2 separate regions of the Mus musculus genome follow, and region 1 is linked to region 2. Evidence: chromatin loops called from intact Hi-C (ENCODE). Cell type or tissue: left cerebral cortex. All regions are shown on one strand. Links, peaks and the distances in the headings refer to the core of each region. The heading gives the core; the rest is flanking DNA. Region 1 overlaps Fbxl7 (F-box and leucine-rich repeat protein 7). Region 2 overlaps Gm36790 (a long non-coding RNA gene).

What was found. A loop is a pair of places that touch in the nucleus more often than their neighbours do. Peaks named below come from ENCODE experiments on the same cell type or tissue, not always from the same donor. Only the 100,000 strongest peaks of a DNase experiment are listed, where the experiment ranks them.
Region 1: it touches region 2 in a loop (2.0-fold over the local background); 4 of 42 quality-filtered maps call a loop at or near these places.

Annotation. Positions count from the first base shown.
Region 1 is chr15:26,601,673-26,609,672 of GRCm38, forward strand. The region is part of intron 2 of Fbxl7 (F-box and leucine-rich repeat protein 7); the gene reads right to left. Among named protein-coding and RNA genes, the nearest start is that of Gm52206, 59 kb to the left of the region's middle. In left cerebral cortex, for the core only: no CTCF peak of the experiment used is centred there; no DNase peak of the experiment used is centred there.
Region 2 is chr15:26,463,882-26,474,900 of GRCm38, forward strand. It overlaps Gm36790 (a long non-coding RNA gene), which reads left to right. Exons shown (of 2, transcript XR_001781703.2): 2 at 1-1,613. Among named protein-coding and RNA genes, the nearest start is that of Gm36790, 23 kb to the left of the region's middle. In left cerebral cortex, for the core only: a CTCF peak has its summit at 6,185; a DNase peak (open chromatin) is centred at 6,197.

The sequences.
Region 1 (8,000 bases), core at 1-8,000, 140 kb after region 2:
TTTGAATGGGCAGCATCCACGTTTTGTTAGTATCTAAAGTACAAGCTACTGCGTGACGGATGTCTACTGAAGCACGCACACTTTCAACTTGGACTCCATTTTTGCAAATAGGTCAGAGCTTGAAGAGAGGCCATTTATGCATCAAACTTCCAGAAAGACCTTGATGGACAAAGACTTTTCTGAACTGTGGTGAGACTTTCCAAATGGACACATGGAAGCCAAACAAAAGGAAGGACTGTGAACCGCTCTGGCAGCATTTCTCCAGGAAACGGCAAGGGATGTGTATCCTTGCTGACTGCACACATAATAGCTTCACAAGAAGTGCTGTGTCAAGAAAAGCTGTTTCAGGGCTGTGTTTCCAAAAGGAAACGCAAGTGCACCCGAACAGAGCTCCTCTGCAAAGAGGCAAAGTGGTCTCAGGAAAGGAGGATTTAGAAGTCCTTGTGGCTTAGGAGAGTCCTGGGGGAGGAGAGGAACATGAACAGAGAACACAGCACACATGGCATAGGGAAGTTCAAGTTGACTCTTAAGCCCCAGAGTATTTACAAGAAAATATGAGAAAAAAATCAAAAAACAAAAGCACAGATCATTGTGTGGAAGTTTCAGCTCCTTTTTGTCTTAATCAATGGCCGTGTGCTTCCTTGAATGGATGGTGTATGGATACGAATGGTCCTGGAAAGAAAAGGTACCTTTCAATGTATCTCCTGGAAGGGTGGTGATTCAAGAATAACTTTAGTGATTGTGGGGAAGCTGGAATGTTGCAGGTCCAGAGTCTAATTACAGGCTATCTTTAGCCCCTTAACACCCATTCCTTCCCAACCTCTAAGTCTGATTTTTCACCATTTGTGACTAACAGCTAAAACCTTTTAGATTGTTTAAAATATTTATTTATTTATTTATTTATTTATTTATTTATTGCATACATATAAACTGTAGCTGTCTTCAGACACACCAGAAGAGGGCATTGGATCCTATTACAGATGGCTGTGAGCCACCATATGGCTGCTGGGAATTGAACTCAGGACCTCTGAAAGAGCAATACTGATTAAGCCATCTCTCCAGCTCCTTTAGATTGTTTTAACTTAACAGACCACCAGCTTCCATCTACCAAAAGTCTAAATCCCTAGATAGCATCTGAGAGCTATAGCAGAGATTTCTCTACTTTGCTTTAACCCACATATCTAATGTTTCCACCAGTGCATTTGAAAAGTAGTTTATTACCTTGCATTAATAACCACTGTTCTGTTACAATAAAATCTCACCAAGTACTTATCACACTGGATTATGTAATTTGGTGTAGCTTAAACATCTGTTTCTAGGGCATGGTCACTCATATTTAGATTAAACTATCTCTTATCCCATTTGTGGTGAAACTTGTGTTTTGTTGCAGCAAAGAAGCGGGTGGAATTTAGAAAGGTGGGTCTTGGAACTAGCCTGCCTAGTTCAAATCCCAGTTCCTCCCTACTGTGAAGTCAGCAAGCTTATTGATGATGATGTTGCATCCCAGTTATCTCATAGGAACCAATTATAGACTATGGAAAAACGAATGAGTTTTAATATACACAACTTTTCAAGAGCAAGTGAAGCAGGCACAGGAAGCCTGTAATGTTTTTCGAGCTCAACTATGTAAATTAGATTCAGATAAACTGTTGTCATGGTGTCCTACTTCCATTTTGTGAGATTAAAACAGAAAGTAATATATGGAAGTTTGTATTTTGAAATAATAGCGATTCATTTCTAATTCATTGCTTCTTGTAATAATTCATTAATAAGCACTTATTAGCTTGCAATCCAAGGTTTCTCTCAGGTACAACAAAAGAGCTTATTTAAAAGTATGGTAGACGGATCAAGAGAGCATTGTATAGCTAGCTACGCAGTAATTCTCTTTATCCTTAATTTCTCTTTCTGCAGATTGAGCTCCCTGGATTTTAATAAAGCCCCCAAATAGGAAACTTTCCACAAAACAATTCATGACTCAAATAGTACACAATTCTGAGAGCTGCCATGGAGTCTTAGCCACAGAGCTCCACCCTGCCCAGATGTAGACCACACCCTTGCATGCCGTGTCACACATTGTGTGCTACCTAACGTATCAATCACTCAGAAGCTTCCTCAGTTACCAGTGGGTCTATTATAGCATCACTATCCTTATGCTCTTTGGTTTCCTGTATCCACTGAGATCCTGGGAGGTATCTTGTGGTATGTACAGTGAAAATAGGCTTTACATTTGCAAGATATTCAAAGCACAAAGTAAAGGATGAAAAGGAGATGTAGATGAAGGATATCAAGGGTTTCTCTAGAGCATGAGAAAATGGCCCGCACAAACCACAAATGAGTAGTGCTCATACACTGAACACCATGCGAGCAATACCTTATACTTTCAGCCACAAGGAACCTCAAAAAGCACATTCTAACTCAGCAGCTACCATCTAGAATTTAGTCTTCTAGACAGAGAATAATTTCAAGGAACCACATTTGAAAACATTAGTCCTTGGCTTTGTTTCCGTTTGAACAGTTCAAGGGTTCACTTTTCCTCTAAAAAAAGGTCTCTGTGAAATAACAGTGAAGCCCCTATGAGTTCTTTCAGGAGAACTGGGCTCCTTTAATTCATGAAACAAGCAGGAGGCTCTCGGCCATGGTGGCAGAGCATTTGAAAAGGTTGGTGTTTGTCTTCCCTTTAGTATCCACCAAAGCAGGAATGCTGACAAACACGGAGACATTTTACGTCCAATGTTACGCATACTAAACTGGATTTCCTTTAAGGAAGGAGGGATGTGGTCTTTGTGGAAACACTGTTAAGATACAAAGACAGACAAGCCATCTGTGTTTCCAAATGAATTATCAGATTAAGGCTAAAGAGATAGCTCAGCAGGTAAAGGTGTCTATTGCCAAGTCAGGCACTCTGAATTTGATCTCTGGAAACTTCAGGGTGTAAGGAGAAAACTGACTCCCACAAGCTGTCCCCTTTCTCTCTATACACTGAGTAAAAATCCAGTAAAATTTAAAGAATTACATTTAAAAATGAGAAAAGCTAATATCAGACCACTATAAAGAGACTTTAAGAAGTAATTGCATATGTGACATACTACATCTGTCACTTGATTTCTGGCTAATACATGTCTCCAGCATATTTGCTGGGTGGATTAATCACTAATTACTCTGTGACTCATAATTACAAACAATGATTTAATCACTGCTGTTTTTTTTTAAAATACATCTCATATACAATCACCAGAATCAGACACTGTTCAGGATGCCAACAAGAGCTTGCTGACAGGAGCCTGATATAGCTGCCTCCTGAGAGGCTCTGCTAGTGCCTGACAAATACAGAATGGACACTCACAGCCATCCATTGGACTGAGCACAGGGTCCTCAATGAAGGAGCTAGAGAAAGGACCCAAGGAGCTGAAGGGTTTGCAGCCCTATGAACTAACCAGTACCCCCAGAGCTCCCAGGGACTAAACCACCAACCAAAGACTACACATGGTGGGACTCATGCTTCCAGCTGCATATGTAGCAGAGGATGGCCTGGTCAATCATCAATGGGAGGAGAGACCCTTGGTCCTGTGAAGGCTCTATGGCCCAGTGTTGGGGGAATGCCAGGGCCAGGAAGCGGGAGTAGGTGGATGGGTTGGTGAGCAGGGTGGGCATTGGGGTTTTTTTTGGAGGGGAAACCAGGAAAAGGGATAACATTCGAAATGTAAATAAAGGAAATATCCAATAAAAAAAAAACCCTCACAGTTTTTGTCAGCAGGTGTTTTATTCTCATCTCAGAACAGGGAGTCACAAAATGTCTCAATGGAAATATTAAGGAGAGTTTTTCTTTCTGGAGGTTGTGTCCTCCTTTCAGCACATGTGATTGACAGGAGGATTCTGACTTTCTGTCAGTAGAAGTAAGGTCCCTACTTTCTTACAGGCACCTCCATTGACTCAGCTTCTAGGGGTTCCCTGGATACTTTTTCCATGGTCCACCCCTTTATGGGCTTCTCCATAATGCACAGTTCAATTTCTCTAAGTACACCTGGGAGATCTCTCTATAAGTTCTCTGTCTTCATTCTTAGACATCACCTCTGATTCATGAGGACAATTCACTTTCTAAATAACTAGGTGGGGCTTCTGTGCAAACACAAACTCTGTGCATCTTTGCTATGAGATGCCTAATCAGGGAGTAGAATATGGGGCTGGTGAGATGACTCAGTTTGTAAAATGCTCTCCATGTTCTCCACCTAGCTAAAAAGCTATGCATAGTGGCATACACTGGCAATGCTAGTGCAAAAAAGGGAAAGATGCAGGAAGATTCTTGGGCATCACTGGCAAGACAACCTGAAATAACTGGCGAGTCTCAGGGCCCAGGGCAACAAGAGTACAGCTCCAGATCTTCAACTCTTATCTGTCTGTCTGTGTCTGTCTCTGTATGTCTGTGTATCTTTCTCTTCACATATATACACATACATGAGACAGAGATAGAGAAAGAAGGAAAGAAAGAAATGAAGGAAGGAAGGAAGGAAGAAAGAGAGAGAGAAAGAGAGAAAGAGAGAAAGAGAGAGAGAGAGAGAGAGAGAGAGAGAGAGAGAGAGAAAGAGAGAAAGAGAGAAAGAGAGAAAGAGAGAAAGAGAGAAAGAGAGAAAGAGAGAAAGAGAGAAAGAAAGAAAGAAAGAAAGAAAGAAAGAAAGAAAGAAAGAGAGGAAGAGAGGGAGAAAGATAGTCCAAAGTATTCACACCATCACTCAGAGGTCTTGCTCATCCTAAAAGAAGCGAATCTTACAGAAGATGATAACTCGAGGGACTGTATCAGAATTCTACCTAACACATTCATTGGATAAAAACATTTACAATGTGAATATTGGCCACATAAGTATGTATGTAGAAGCCATTTTTTAATCAAAATTTGTCATTGTTTGTCCTTTACTTTCTGATCAAATAGGGTACTGAGTTGGTATACTGATAGGCACAGTTGCCTTCCAATCTTCTAGGGCAAACATCTTGTAGCTTACACCTATTCTGGGATATGGATGGACCCTCATCTCATGTGTTCATGGATGCTCTCTACATGACTTTTTATATCCTTTGTCTAAATTCATTTCTCACTAGAAACAAATTGTTTATTTTTCATATTTACCTGTATAGATTTTTGAAGAATTGTCAATTAAACATTTTCTGTTTTTTCTCTTCTTTCCTTCCTTTCTCCCTCCCTTTCTTCCTCCCTCCCTCTCTCTTTCCCTCTATCCCTCACTCTCTCTTTCTCCTTTCCTCTCTCTTTCTCTTTCTTCTCTTTCTTTCTTTCTTTCTTTCTTTCTTTCTTTCTTTCTTTCTTTCTTTCTTTCAGTGTGTGTGTGTGTGTGTGTGTGTGTAAGGAAATTAGGGCCACATGACTTTGACCTCACTTGATTTGGAAATGTGGAAAAAATGAGCTCTTTTTGAAAATGCTTATTTTAAAAAAAAACAACTTATGATCAATGAATGAGAAGGAGCCAATAAGTTTATAATCTTGGAACTGGGACTTCACAAGGGGAAAGATCAAATAAGGCCCCTTCCTCATTGCAACCCATCAAACATCTTTGCTTTTTTTCTGTTTCTCTCAGTGGCACTCTTGGGCATTTCAGGTTTGCACCTACCTGTCTCATGAGTGTTTATTTTCTGAAATAAACTTTAAAATTTTCACTTTATCTCAAGTCTTGTTTTCTAACAGATTCTATTGATTTATCTTTGTTTATCTTCAGAACGAGGGAGATATTTTAAAACCAAATATATAACAGTGGAAATTTAAAACAAATGAATGTTTTACTTGCTTACTGAGTAAATTAAAGTACATTTACATGAAGTAGAAAAGTGAGGTAAGTTTATACTATATACACAGAGAGACTATGTATATTTAATTGATTATACATGCTTATTCATGTATATTCATAGAAAGGTGCTGAAATGATGTAAGTAAAGTAGTCCACATACTATATCTTATCACATTAGGAACTGGGTCACAGAGCCAAAAAGGTGGATCAATAGTTAAGAGCACTGGCTACCTTTCCAAGGGCCTAGGTCTGATTTCCAGCACCAGCATGGCAGCTCCTAAGTATCTATAGTTCCAGTTATGTATCATCTGACACCCTCTTCTGGCCTTCGTGGGCTCTAGGAATGTATATGATGCACAGACAATACACCCATACTGGTAAAGTAAAATAAAAAAATAAAAACTTTAAAGAAGAAAGGGATAGACAGCGGGCTTTGGTTTTTTACTTTAATCATCCCCATGTCCTTTCACTGGATTTGGCAAGATGTAATTTTTTTTTATTATTTTATAGTTTAAAGGAAGATTAGTCATGACATAATGGTGTTCAGTCCAATTTCAACAGGAATCACTGTATTTCATTGCATCTCAGTTAACTGAATATAATTGTCATGTCTTATACTGGAGGGACATTCTTTTGGCAACATGAGCTCCTTCTGATTCTTCATGCTGTTCCCACTTTTCCCCTACTTGGCTTGCAGTCAAGAGGATGATTAGAAGAGAAAGGGTGCTGTAACCTAGATGGTCAAAATCCCAGTAGAATAGTTAAACTATACCCACAAGTGGTAACATGTTATGGGTCTATGTTGATTTGGGCTGGTAAGTGCAAACCTACTAATTAGAAGCACTTGATCAGATAACTGCATCAGAGAAGACCACGGAGAGGTTGCTAGCAGCCAAAAGGAAATCACTGGAATATGTTTCTCCTTATGTTGACGGAAACCATTTCTTGGAAGGTACAATTTTCACACACCAGGAAATCAGAGGGATCAGCACAATAAGGAACCAAATTGTGTAGAGCATAAGACAAAGCCGGACAGTCACCACCTGCAGGATGGCTGTGCATCTGCGAACGTGGCACAGAAGGCGGATGGCTAAGTGAAAAGCTCTGGGTGTCCTGGATAAAGAAGATGGATTCTGATGTTGACGTAGATTCAAGCACAATGCCTTCCTACAAGGGCTTTCCGTGTCATGATCGAGTTATTTCTGGTCTTTTGAAAAGAGGGTGGATTCTGAGCTTTATCTGCACAGAAGCATTTTCATTCGTCAGATTTGCTAAGCATTCTTTTCCCCGAGGGAGTGATTCGTGTATCCTAATGAAAGCCCCCTTTCTTTCTCTTTTTTAAAATATATTTTTATTAGATATTTTCTTTATTTACATTTCAAATGATATCCCCTTTCTTGGTTTCCCCTCCAAAATCCCCATATCTCATCCCCTCTGCCCCTGCTCACCATCCCACCCACTCCCGCTTCCCTGTTCTAGGGGGAACAAAATACCCATGGGTGGAGATACAGAAACAGAGTGTGCAGCAGAGGCTAAAGGAAAGGTCATCCAGAGACTTCGCCACCTGGGGATCCATCCCATAAACTGCCACAAAACCCAGACACCATTGTGGATGCCAACAAGTGCTTGCTGACAGGAGCAGGATATGGCTGTCTCCTGAGAGGTTCTACCACGGTCTGACAAATGCAGAGGTGGATGCTCTCAGACAACCATTGAAGAGTCCCCTTTCACAGCACTGGGACTTTTCTTACCCCAGCTTGCCGGTCTCCCTTGGATTCTGACGAGTGATGTTTTGAGGGATAGATGCAATGGAGCTGGGGAGTAGACACTTCCCTTCCTGGATTCTGATCATTTCTCCCAAGCTCTGCTTTACCAAGACTGAGAGAAACCTGGACCACCCTGTGGGTTTTCTCTCCTTGCTCTGTGGATGTGGAAAGAAACTCCGGAGGCTGCCCTCACAGTACCAAGTGCTGTCACAAAGGGCAGCACACGGCACACATCAGAATGGTACTGCTGCCCATTTAGAGCCATTTAATACCACTTCCTCTCCTAGGGGTTCTGCAGGGTGATGGCTCTGGAGAGAGGGCAGGATGCCCTGGAAGTTAAGTGGAAACAGACTGAAGAGTGAATAATAACGGTAATACTTCATTTTTCCTAGCACTTGAACAGGAAGTCCCAAAGCAAAACAAAAGGCCAATCTGCATGCAATTA
Region 2 (11,019 bases), core at 1,227-9,226:
TTTCCAGTTTTATATTTCTATGGGATTCCTGAGGGTGTGCATATGTATTTCTCATGCATTTTATTTTTGTCTATATTTCTTCTGTGTGTTTGTTTTGTCCAATTCCAATGTATTTAATTTTCTTTAATCTTATTTTATTACTCTTCCTCAAATAATTCCTTAGACATGCACAAGAGAATTATTTTCTAATGAGAGACCTAAAAGAGGTAGGTCTGGGTGGAAGTGGAGATGATGAAGAACTGGGAGGAGTTGGGGGAGGAAAAACTGTTCAGAATATATTGTATGTAGAAAACTATTTTTAATAAGATAAAACACATATCTCTCTAGATGCCCCCAAAATGCTGTCTTTGAAAATCATCAGAAGTAAAAAAGAAATACTCACCTCAAGTTTATGATGACTCTTCATGGCCATCATAGCTAGTCAACTATAAATGTCACAGTAAAGGCTTGGTCTTTTAGCCAAGCATAGACAAGAATTCCCCATTGACCTACTTTCTATATGGATTCTCATACAGAAAAAAAAAAAGAAGTAAACTATAAAACATAAAAAGGTTAAGAAAACTGTTGGTTACTAGAGGTGGTAAGAGGGGGATGGAATGACCTACATAGGTCAAATGATACTGAGACACAGATGTGGAAAATGAGTCAATCTAAATAAAGGTATATAACAGGATGAGTATAATTAATAATATATTGTACTCAGGATTGCTGGCTCAATGATCATTCCTTGACACACACACAAAAGTAGATGTGAGATGATAAATATGATAATTTGTTTGATGAAGGCAACATTTAACTGTGTCTGCACTTGTCAGAATACAATGTTACATGCTTTAAAACCTTACAGTATCATTTACCTTTTAAGTCACAATGTCTCTCTCACCACCATGTGAGTAGATGATATGAAACTAGCCAATGAGAGAGATTGTACCAGGAAACAAATCCTGCCACAACTTTGATTTTTAATTTCTTGTTCTTTAGAATTATGAAAAAAAATGTGTTTAAACCAAAAACAAAATTTTGGTATACCTATTAAGTTTTGACCAGCCTTTCTTCCAAGATGATCTTCCTGACTGCAAAAGGAACACACAGAAATATTGCTCCTTTAGCTCTGAGTCTGATGAGCAAGGAGAGTTTAATTGTAGTGGATACAGTTTTAAAAATCTTTTAATGAAATAGTTATAGTGCTTTGGAAATTTTTGATAGATGAACGATAGGGCTTAATGGGTGTAGCAGGTGCTTAAGTATAGCTTGGAAGAATTGAATGAAGAAAGAGCTTTATGGTTGATCAATACTCAAAACTCAAATTCCGAGTACATACCCCAACCACACAAAGAGATGGAGAGAAGTCAAGCCCATTTAAGAAGACTTCAATGAGACTAAAACCCTGAAGATGAAGTGCTTCCTACATGCTATCGGAGAGAAGATCAGAGAGTAACTCATGATTTGAATACATATAGGATAATTATGCTATATGTTGAACAACATATGAGATCACATCCTGCACTGTTTTTTTTCAGTTCTATTTATCACTTTAACAGAGATACCTCCCTCATTTGTAGATTAAAATATAATATGTATGGAGAAATAAAAATGAAACTTGTGCTGCTTTACTCTCTTGGGTCCGACTATGGTCTTCCAAAGACCAGTGGCGATAATAGCTGTGATTTATGGGTTCCTTGCAAAGTTCCAGGCAGTGCACTAAGTACTTTGACTTATTTCATGTGATCTTCACTGAAGTTCTTTGAGAGTAGATGTTCATTTATATCCTCATATTATATATGATAAAAATTTAGCTGAAGAGGTCAAATGTCCTGTTGTGGGGTTGGGGCAGGGGAGGAGAAAAACAAAGTTCAGATTAAAACCTAATGTTCCAGACTGCTTTGCAGGAAGTATTTTAAATGAAAGTAATAAATCATGTGCCATGATCTATGGGAAGGGCTGAGAAGAAAAGGAGTGGTGCTGCCAAGGATAGACCAGAGCACACAGGTGGCAAAGGAAGAGTGTGGTGAGGGATGAAATGTGACAGGTTATCACCCTGAGGTGACAGCTAGACAGAGGGCTATGACACATCAGTTGAGGCGTTCCTCTATCTGAAGGGTGCACCCAGTGGGCACCTCTTCTCTACCTTCCTCATAGGACCATTCTAATTTACTCCGAAGTGCAGTGTGCTCTAAAGGTTTGAAAAGAAAAATGGAGTCGATCAATGATGGAGTGAGTGAATGCCACAAGCTTAAGGAGGGCGAATGGTAATACAATTTTCAACAAGACTGATAAGGTGGATTTTAACAACCAGCAGCTAGCATGATTAGCTCCTGTCTTGGGCACAATTCCTGCAAAGACTTAAATGGATGATTTGAGGTACCACATGTTCTCCAGCCTTACTTGCCTGCACGTTGATTTTAACTTAAAGTCAGAAGCTGGGATTTCATTAGGCCACACACACCTCCCAGGGAACATAGTCTTATTTGAGGATTACCATATAGGCTCAAAACATATATATGTATCCACAAGAACTCTGTGATATTTGTTGAATATCGAACACTTGAATGAGATAAAGATAAATTCAAATAGCTCATTTTTATATAAACACAAAGCAGTTGCTTAAGTAAATTTTATATGAATGAAAGAGGAAACATTGTTTCCTCTTACAATATGATGAGACCACTCAGATACTAATGTCCTTTGGAAGGTCAGACTTTCACTGCCCATAGATAAACGTGTGCTGAGAAGAGATGAACCAATCCATTAAAAGCTATTTACATTTAAGTTAAATTAATAAATATATTTATTTAAAGACCTATTGAGAAAAGTATTAAGATGGAAAAAAAGACATTTTATGATGACAACCAGCATGGCTCCTTATGATATCTTATGTATTCTCCCTGAGGATGAGCAAATTGACATACACATGTGAACACACAATCACATATAAACTAACCTACTTGTGTGTGCATGTGCCTGTGAGGACACACACACACACATATATATAAACTAATGTGTGCATGTGCATACATACACATTCATGTGCATGTGTGTGTACACATACACACACACATATGCACACATGAGCACACACACACAATCTGAGCTGGCTTTGCAATAGTCTATGGCCAAGGTAGACAATTTCAAGTGCTAGAAATTCTATACTAACTATAGACCACATTGTTTTCAATAGTTAAATCCATTCCAGGGATGTGTACAGCAGGACATGTCACTCCCTGGAAGGTTCTAGTCATAGCTGCTTTAACCTGGATGGCCTCATGTAATCCCCTTCAGCTTTTCTGACTCCAAAATTCTACTGGAAAACAGAATTACAAAACCTGTTATTTTCTAGAACTTCAGTCATCTGTTCCTTTCTGGAAAAGGAAAAGTGCTGAGCAGATATTCTAGCCTTTCTGTTTGAAGTGCATGGGCTTTTTCCACTGAAACAGTGGTGCTTTATAAACTCCTAACAAATGGCTTATGATTTAATAAACACAACTCTTTCAAAAGGAACATGAAAAATCTGAGCAATTGGCCCAAACTGCTTAGCTGCTAACCTTGATTTATTGGTAACAAAAGCAATTACATATTCATGGCATTATAACCACTATCTAGACACAGTATTAATATTTATTAAAACATTTTCCAGGAATAAGTGAGCTATTTTTCTAACAAATCAAAATCCTGCATCATTTTGATTAACAAATAGTATTCTTATAAGACTTTGTGTGTATAACTCAGTCTTTGAATCTTTATCAAACTCCTCAATTTTTGATTGAATTGTTGTGCACTGATCTAGGAATTGATGCAAACCTGGCCAGTTGTCTTGGTTCACAGGTGTGTTCACTGTGCTTCAGGAATAGAATGAGTGTTTGAACATGCTGGAAAGTCTGACCTTGGAATGAATATAGTGCTTATTCTATTCTATTCTATTCTATTCTATTCTATTCTATTCTATTCTATTCTATTCTATTCTATTCTATCTAATCCTATGCCATCCCATGCCATCCCATCCCATCCAGTCCCATCCCATCCCATCCCATCCCATCCCATCCCATCCCATCCCATCCCATCCCATCCCATCCCATCCTATCCTATCCCATCCCATTCTATCCTATTGCTATGTATATTCTATTCTATCCTATCCCATCCCATCCTATCCTATTGCTATGTGTATTTTTCCTTCATCTTATTCTCCTATAGCCATCTTACCAAGTCCTACTTGGGAAAAGAACAACGCAATATTTCCCCAGATTATTGTGCTTATACATCTTGGACTGTATTAAATCACATATCTGCTAGGTTTTTCAAAACAGATATATCAGCTCCACAGTACATAAAAGTACTTTGGGTTCAGTGATGACTCTCCCTCTTGCAAGGCTGGTTGCCAGTTTTTCCTCAGCTCATTTTTTTCCTTTCTAATTTATTTTAAATCTTATTTCTTTCCCACAAATTATGAGGCAAACTGGCTGCACTGAGGCAATCTTCAGTACCAATAAATCAAGTGTTCCATAAAACCGTATGGTTTCTTGCTGATGGCACTTCAAGAAGAAAGTTATTAAATCATCACTCATTTAATATGAACGTTAGGATGCTCAATTACATCTTTCTACATACTTGTCTACTCTGGTCATAGTATAGAAATTTAGATATTGTACGGAAGAGCTAGGTTGGATGTCATTGACTTTCAAGGTGTAATTGCTATTGTTCATTAACAAAATTGCTATATTAAAATATTAAAATAGATGGGTAGATAGCTTTCAGGAATTCCTATTTCCCTTAACTGCACACTCGTGGGGTTTGATGTCATGACATGAAGGAAAAAAATTCTCTGCACTTAGAGAAGACAGCTAAGAAAGCCTCATTGGAAATCTCATTGAGTAGAACTCCTTGATTCATCTCTGCACTCCCATAGCTCACATTACAGAAACGTGAGCCTGCAACAAGCTATAGTTTGATGAGAAAGATCAATGCTTACTTATTTATTAGAGGAGAGGTGCACTATGTAACTGTAAAGAGATAGATATTCTGACAGGCCAATGGGCAGATCCTTTGCTTTCTTGTAGGTGACATCTTTGGAGTGGAGTTCCCTGTAGTGGGGTCTAACAGGCTCTGTGACTAGAACACTGATTCTTTTTCCAAAGAGCACAATTTGGTCAACAGAAGTTGACTATCTTAGACTTCAAAGTTTTGCCATGTATGGTGATGCACATCTTTAAGCCAAGTATTCAGGAGGATTTCTGTGAGTTTGAGGCCATGCTGATCTACATAGCAAGTTCCAGGACAGTCAGAACTGCACAGAGAGGCCTAGTCTAAAAGCAAACAAACAAATAAACAACAAAATTTAAAGGCCAGCTGTGAGCATGCATTTCTCTTTGGATAGAAATTGGACCTGCTTTGGAACAAAACTTTGGCCTATCTTCTTGCAGAATCCTATTCAGTGAACCACTGTTTGCACTGAGTGATGGCTTGCTAAATGTGTGTGCTGTGTGAGAAGTCTAAGACAGATAAAAATGTTCTCAGGGTCGAGTCATGTGTTTATCATAAATATCTCCATGATTATGATGCCAATCACAATGGCTTAAACACTGCATCTTAAAATCTACATAAACATCCATGAGAGTGGGTCCAGCTTATTGAAAAATGACAAGCAAATCATATGGACCCTAAGTAGTTCTCTAGCTCAGGGTCCAGTAACTAAAATTCTCCCATTAAAATTTATTTTGCTGTAATAATTTCCTCCGTCTCTGTTAATTTTAATTTCTACAATACAAAAATATTGTCTATACTCATAATGCATATCTATAATCATTAGCAAATGAAGGTGAAATTTTTCAAATATCAAAATATTAAAGGATGAGATGAAATTGAATGACGTGGTGGGTAAGGATGAGAAGCTTTAAATAAATCTTTTCTCATCACAGCCTGTCATTAAGCATACATTTTACCACTTTTTGTTTCCAAGCAGTTATCATCTGCATGGAGAACTGTTGGAGGCACTGTCGTGTGTGATGTAGGTGTTAGGCTGCATCAGTACCCTGTACCAATGGAAACCAGCACACTTCAGCTCTAGTTACGGTTTCTCCAGACGTTGCCAACAATTCCCTGGTGGATTGAGTCTTCCCTTCATTGAGAACTCAAGGTGTAGTGTTCATTACAGACACGAGGGTAGAAAACTATATAATCGATTTATCCCATAGATGGCGCTCTTGTTCAGGAACAGGCTTCTCTGACAGGCGAAAGGTGCACACATCTAAGTGGAAGGAATTACAGTGCTAGCTCAGCGGTCCTTAAATCAACTGCAAATCAGCCCTTGGTTCTGTTTCCTTCCAAATCACTGGGAGTTGAACAGCACTGGGCTTGGCGATGCTGCCTTGATCTTCTCTGGGCTGGCTAGAAAGGCTAGTTTCAAGTGTGGAAGGTTCTGGCTTTGACAAGAGCTCTCATCCTGAGGGGCTACCAGGAGACCCTGGTGAATGCCAAAGTCTGCAGAGCATTGTCCACTCAGCAGACCACTCACATGCATGCAGTGCTGCAACAGGGATTCTTGCTGCCCTCCACATTTTGTTTTAAATTTGCTTCCATTGTTTGATGTGGTCTGTGGTACTCACCTCATTTCTTCATGCCTGTAGCCTTAATGTTGCCAGTAGCTAGCTCATTTACCAGAAGTTCCTAGTATTATTTTGGCCAATGAGTCAACTTAGGAAGCAGAGTTGTGGGGCTTCAAACACATAGGCCTTGATTAAGAAGTATATAACTTCTTCCAATAGGATGCCTTATTATCCAGAAGAAGGTGTGTACCCTGAACACCTAAAAATGTGGCTCAGAAACCCCTATGGCAAGTTCTGGTTCTCATTTTTCAACTTGGGGTCAGGTTTTGGTATTTCAAATCAAAAACGTACTCCCGTCGTAGACTACACTGCAGGCCTCATGTTTTATCTCTTCCACGTGTAAAATGAGCGACTGATATTTACTGGAGAGAGTGGGGCAGGCAACATTCTCTCCTGTTGCCATTAGCAGCAGGAGTGGGATGAGATAGATGCCTCAGCCCTGGGAATTGTCAGCCTAGCCTGGTTATTATCCATAAACTTTCTCACAACTTCTAAAAAGACTTGTGTTGTTCAAATAAACACCCCTGAGGCCAGAGGTTCACATCACCAGGGAATTCATTAGTTCAGAACATACTCTTAAAGATCTACCATGTAAATGTTGCTCCATTTTAGGCAAGGCGGTTATTCCCAGGCAGGGGCACAAGGCACCCCCTAAAAGCACATGAACCTATTTGCAGGAAACCATCTGTGGAAGGCTGTTTCTCAATGTTCATACTTTCTAGACCTAATATTTTATGCCGTTACGTGGAATAACGTGTGTATACATTGCATGAAACTGCAGGCAAAACGTCTAGGGAAGAGCAGGGAACTAACTGGGATGCTGAGAGGTGAGAAGGATATAAATTAAGATTTCTGAGTATATTCATACTCAAAGTACTTTATGTATTTATATAAAAATGTCCTTACCAACCCCAGTGCTTTGCACAATGAATAGAGACCAGATACAATCTAAAAACAAACATGAAGGAAAGTCTACTGACGATCCCTGCCCAAGAGATTCTGATTTTATTACTTTGACGTAGAATCTTCTCTGTGGACGTATATTCAGTTCTTTACCTGTATTTCTCAATTCTTGCTATATGTTGAAATAAACTGGGGACTCGGTATCTTAATTTCTGAAACCCATCTCAGTCCTTGAATCTCTGCAGAAGTACCCAGCAGCCACCCCATTTGAACATTTCTCAGTGTCTGAGCATAAGTATGTGGGGCCCACTAGTGGAATTTCTGCTCTTTTAATGTGGTAGCAACCACACTGGCAATCACGAAGACAAACCAATGTAACAAACACTGGCTTGGGCCTTTCTGTAATAAGAATCAAGGCCTAGACCTTTCTTCCAGAACCCATGAGAAGGAACGTGTGTGTGTGTGTGTGTGTGTGTGTGTGTGTTCTATACATGTATCTACCTATCCATTTAAATATGCATTATGCAATCGTTGGCAAGGCAGGCTTTAAAGAGCTATATGAACATGGAAAGGAAGTTCACAACTAAGAAAAATAAACTTGGCATCTCAAACATCTCTTAACAACTCATGCATGCATAATGTTATCTAAGAAAATGAGATGAGTAAAATTCCAGTTTTCATGATTCCAGAATTTTACAGTTCTAAAAGAAAAGATCACTTTAGCAGAATTAATATGCTTAGCAAATTAGCATTGAGAAGCAAAAGTGAAGACCTAGATTTTGGCTCATGTCTCTAAATATATAGATTATGTGACCTTTAAAAGTTTATACCTTTCATCAGGTGCTTGGCAGTTGAGGGTAGCTGGAGTTGTTCTTGTGTATCCTACCTCACCTGTAATTTCCTTTTCCTTGGAATAGCTTTATAGTGTCCATCCTATCTACTCTGTATTCACTCCTGGCATAAGGTCTGGGTCTATAAATGAATCTCCCTCCTGTCTTTCCTAAATCTCTTGCCCCAATATATGTCCTATTTTCTACCTTGTCTTCTAAAGTCTTCAGATACAATTCATGATTTAGAGGTGACTAGACCAGTGACAAATGATTACAAAATCATCTTTCTTTTCAAGAATAAATGATTGTAAGAAAAATGTACAGAAAGTGTATCTCCACATAGAAACTGAAGAGTCTGTGGGAACTCTCTGAGGTGACTCTCAACTAACCCCCAAAGTGAACAGCTGCTTGTTCTACTTAAGATCCCTTCATCTTGTGGCTACCTTCCTGCTGCAGAGAAGGACCATATCCTCTTTCTTTATTCTGGGAACTGTTAACATTGAAAAGGGTAAGAGTTAAAACTCCAAGATTTTACTCCTTTGCAAACAGTAATTAATCTTCATAGAATTTGTTTTTTTTTTTAAACAGTTAAACAGACACCAAGATGTTCTGTGAAGGTAACAGTATTTCTAAAAACAAGTAGTGATAGATGTCTTTCTATTAAATTAATAGATAACTAATCAGAATGCTCATCTAATTTCATATGTAAGATCGTGGATCCTGTAGAGACACTGGGAGACAGCGTGGAAATTTTCCAAAGTGTTAAAATAGGGCCTCCACATGGCCCAGTGTCCCACCTCGGAGACCGTGTGCTACAGAAATGAAATCAGAATATCAAAGAGATCTCTGCACTTCCATATGTATTGGGATAGTATTCCCTGTATCCAAGATATATGAACAACCAAAGTCACCCTCCCTCTCTCTTTCCCCCCTGCACTGAGGGGTGCATATTATTCAAAGATGGAAATCTTCCAGCATGACCACACATATGAAAGGGAAAGAGCTCAGGACTTGGGATGCATGAAATAACCCAGATACCAACAGACAAGTGCTGCAGAATCTCACTTATAGATAGAATCTACAATAATCAAGCCCACAGAAGCAGGGAGGGAATATAGTTAGCTATACCTGAAGGGAGGGGAGATAAAATATGAAGTGTTTATTACACGAGATAAAAACATTCTGAATCCTGTGTGATGCTACTAAGTAAATATAGTTAATATCTATACTTGAAATGTGTTAAGAGGACAGATCATAAGCTCCTTCACACACACACACACACACACACACACACACACACACACACACACCCCTCTAAGGAAAGAAGAAAGAAGAGAGGATGTTAGGCATATTCAGTAATTGTTATTTTAATTGACTTTACTGTGGTGACTATTTTATAATGTATTCATATTTTAATATGTTAAGTTTTACATAACACACACAACAATGGTACTGGAGATGTAAGTGATCGAAGTCTTCATGTTAGGCAAGCATTCTAATACTGGCATATACTCCAATCCACAATGCTAATGCGTTAATTATAACTTAATAACGATGGGCAGGAATTGGTGATTGGAGCAGCTGGATCTCTAAACTGCAATTGAAGTGAGTGTATTTTACACAAAGATGCCTGAGGTCATCAAAGCATTTAGCTCTCCCATCAGTTATAATTACACCACTGTTACATGCTAAGACATCCTCTGTGGAATGGATTTGAACTTTTTTTTTCTTTAGATAGATGAACTTTTGGCTTCATAAATACAAGTGTGAGGATTAGCTATACCAGATTTAAGATATTAGGATTATTTTAGATGCTGAGACAACTAAGGAGAGACAGGATAAAAATTTCTCCCACTCTCCTCCCTTCCTTATTTTATATTTTGCCACCTGTGAGGTTTTGTATCTAGGAGAGAGGTATATGTGTACATATACATGTATGGGCGCACACAGATGTGTACATGGAAGCCAGAGAAGGGCATTGAGTATCACTTTGTTCTTTAGTCTTTTAAGACAGGTCTCTTCCTGAACTTGGGGCATGCCATTTTGGCTAGGATAGCCAGCAATCAACCTGTCTGTTCACCTCATTTGAGACATCAGTGCTGGAGTTGCAGGCTTGCCCATGTCCGGCTTCTTTTAGAGATTGTAATACAATTGCATTATTTTTCCTCTCCCTTTTCTCACCTCAAACCCTACCACATAGGCCTTTTGATCTCATGGGTTCCTTTCCCCCATCCTTAGAGAGATCACACATGGGCATACAGGGATGGACACACAAACACACACACACAAACACACACACACAAACACACACACAGTTCAGTCTGTATAAAGTTGTTCATATGTAGGACTGGCTATTAGGTATTGAATAACTATTGGTGGGCTCTTCTTGGCTTTTGCATCAGAGATGAAGATATGAACTCAATTCCTCATGCTTGCCTGGTGCTCTTATCCACTAAGCCATCTCTCCAGACACAAACACTTTAGAGATTTTAAAAGGTCATGAAAGAAAGCCAAGAGAAAACCACATATGAGAAAAAAACCAACACCCCCCACCAAGAAACCAACCAACCAACAAACCAAACCCAACCCAACCCAACCCAAACCAAACCAAACCAAACCAAACCAAACCAAACCAAAAACCTCTGGGAACATAGAGAAATCAGCAGCAGCAAGGAATAAAGGTAAGTAAA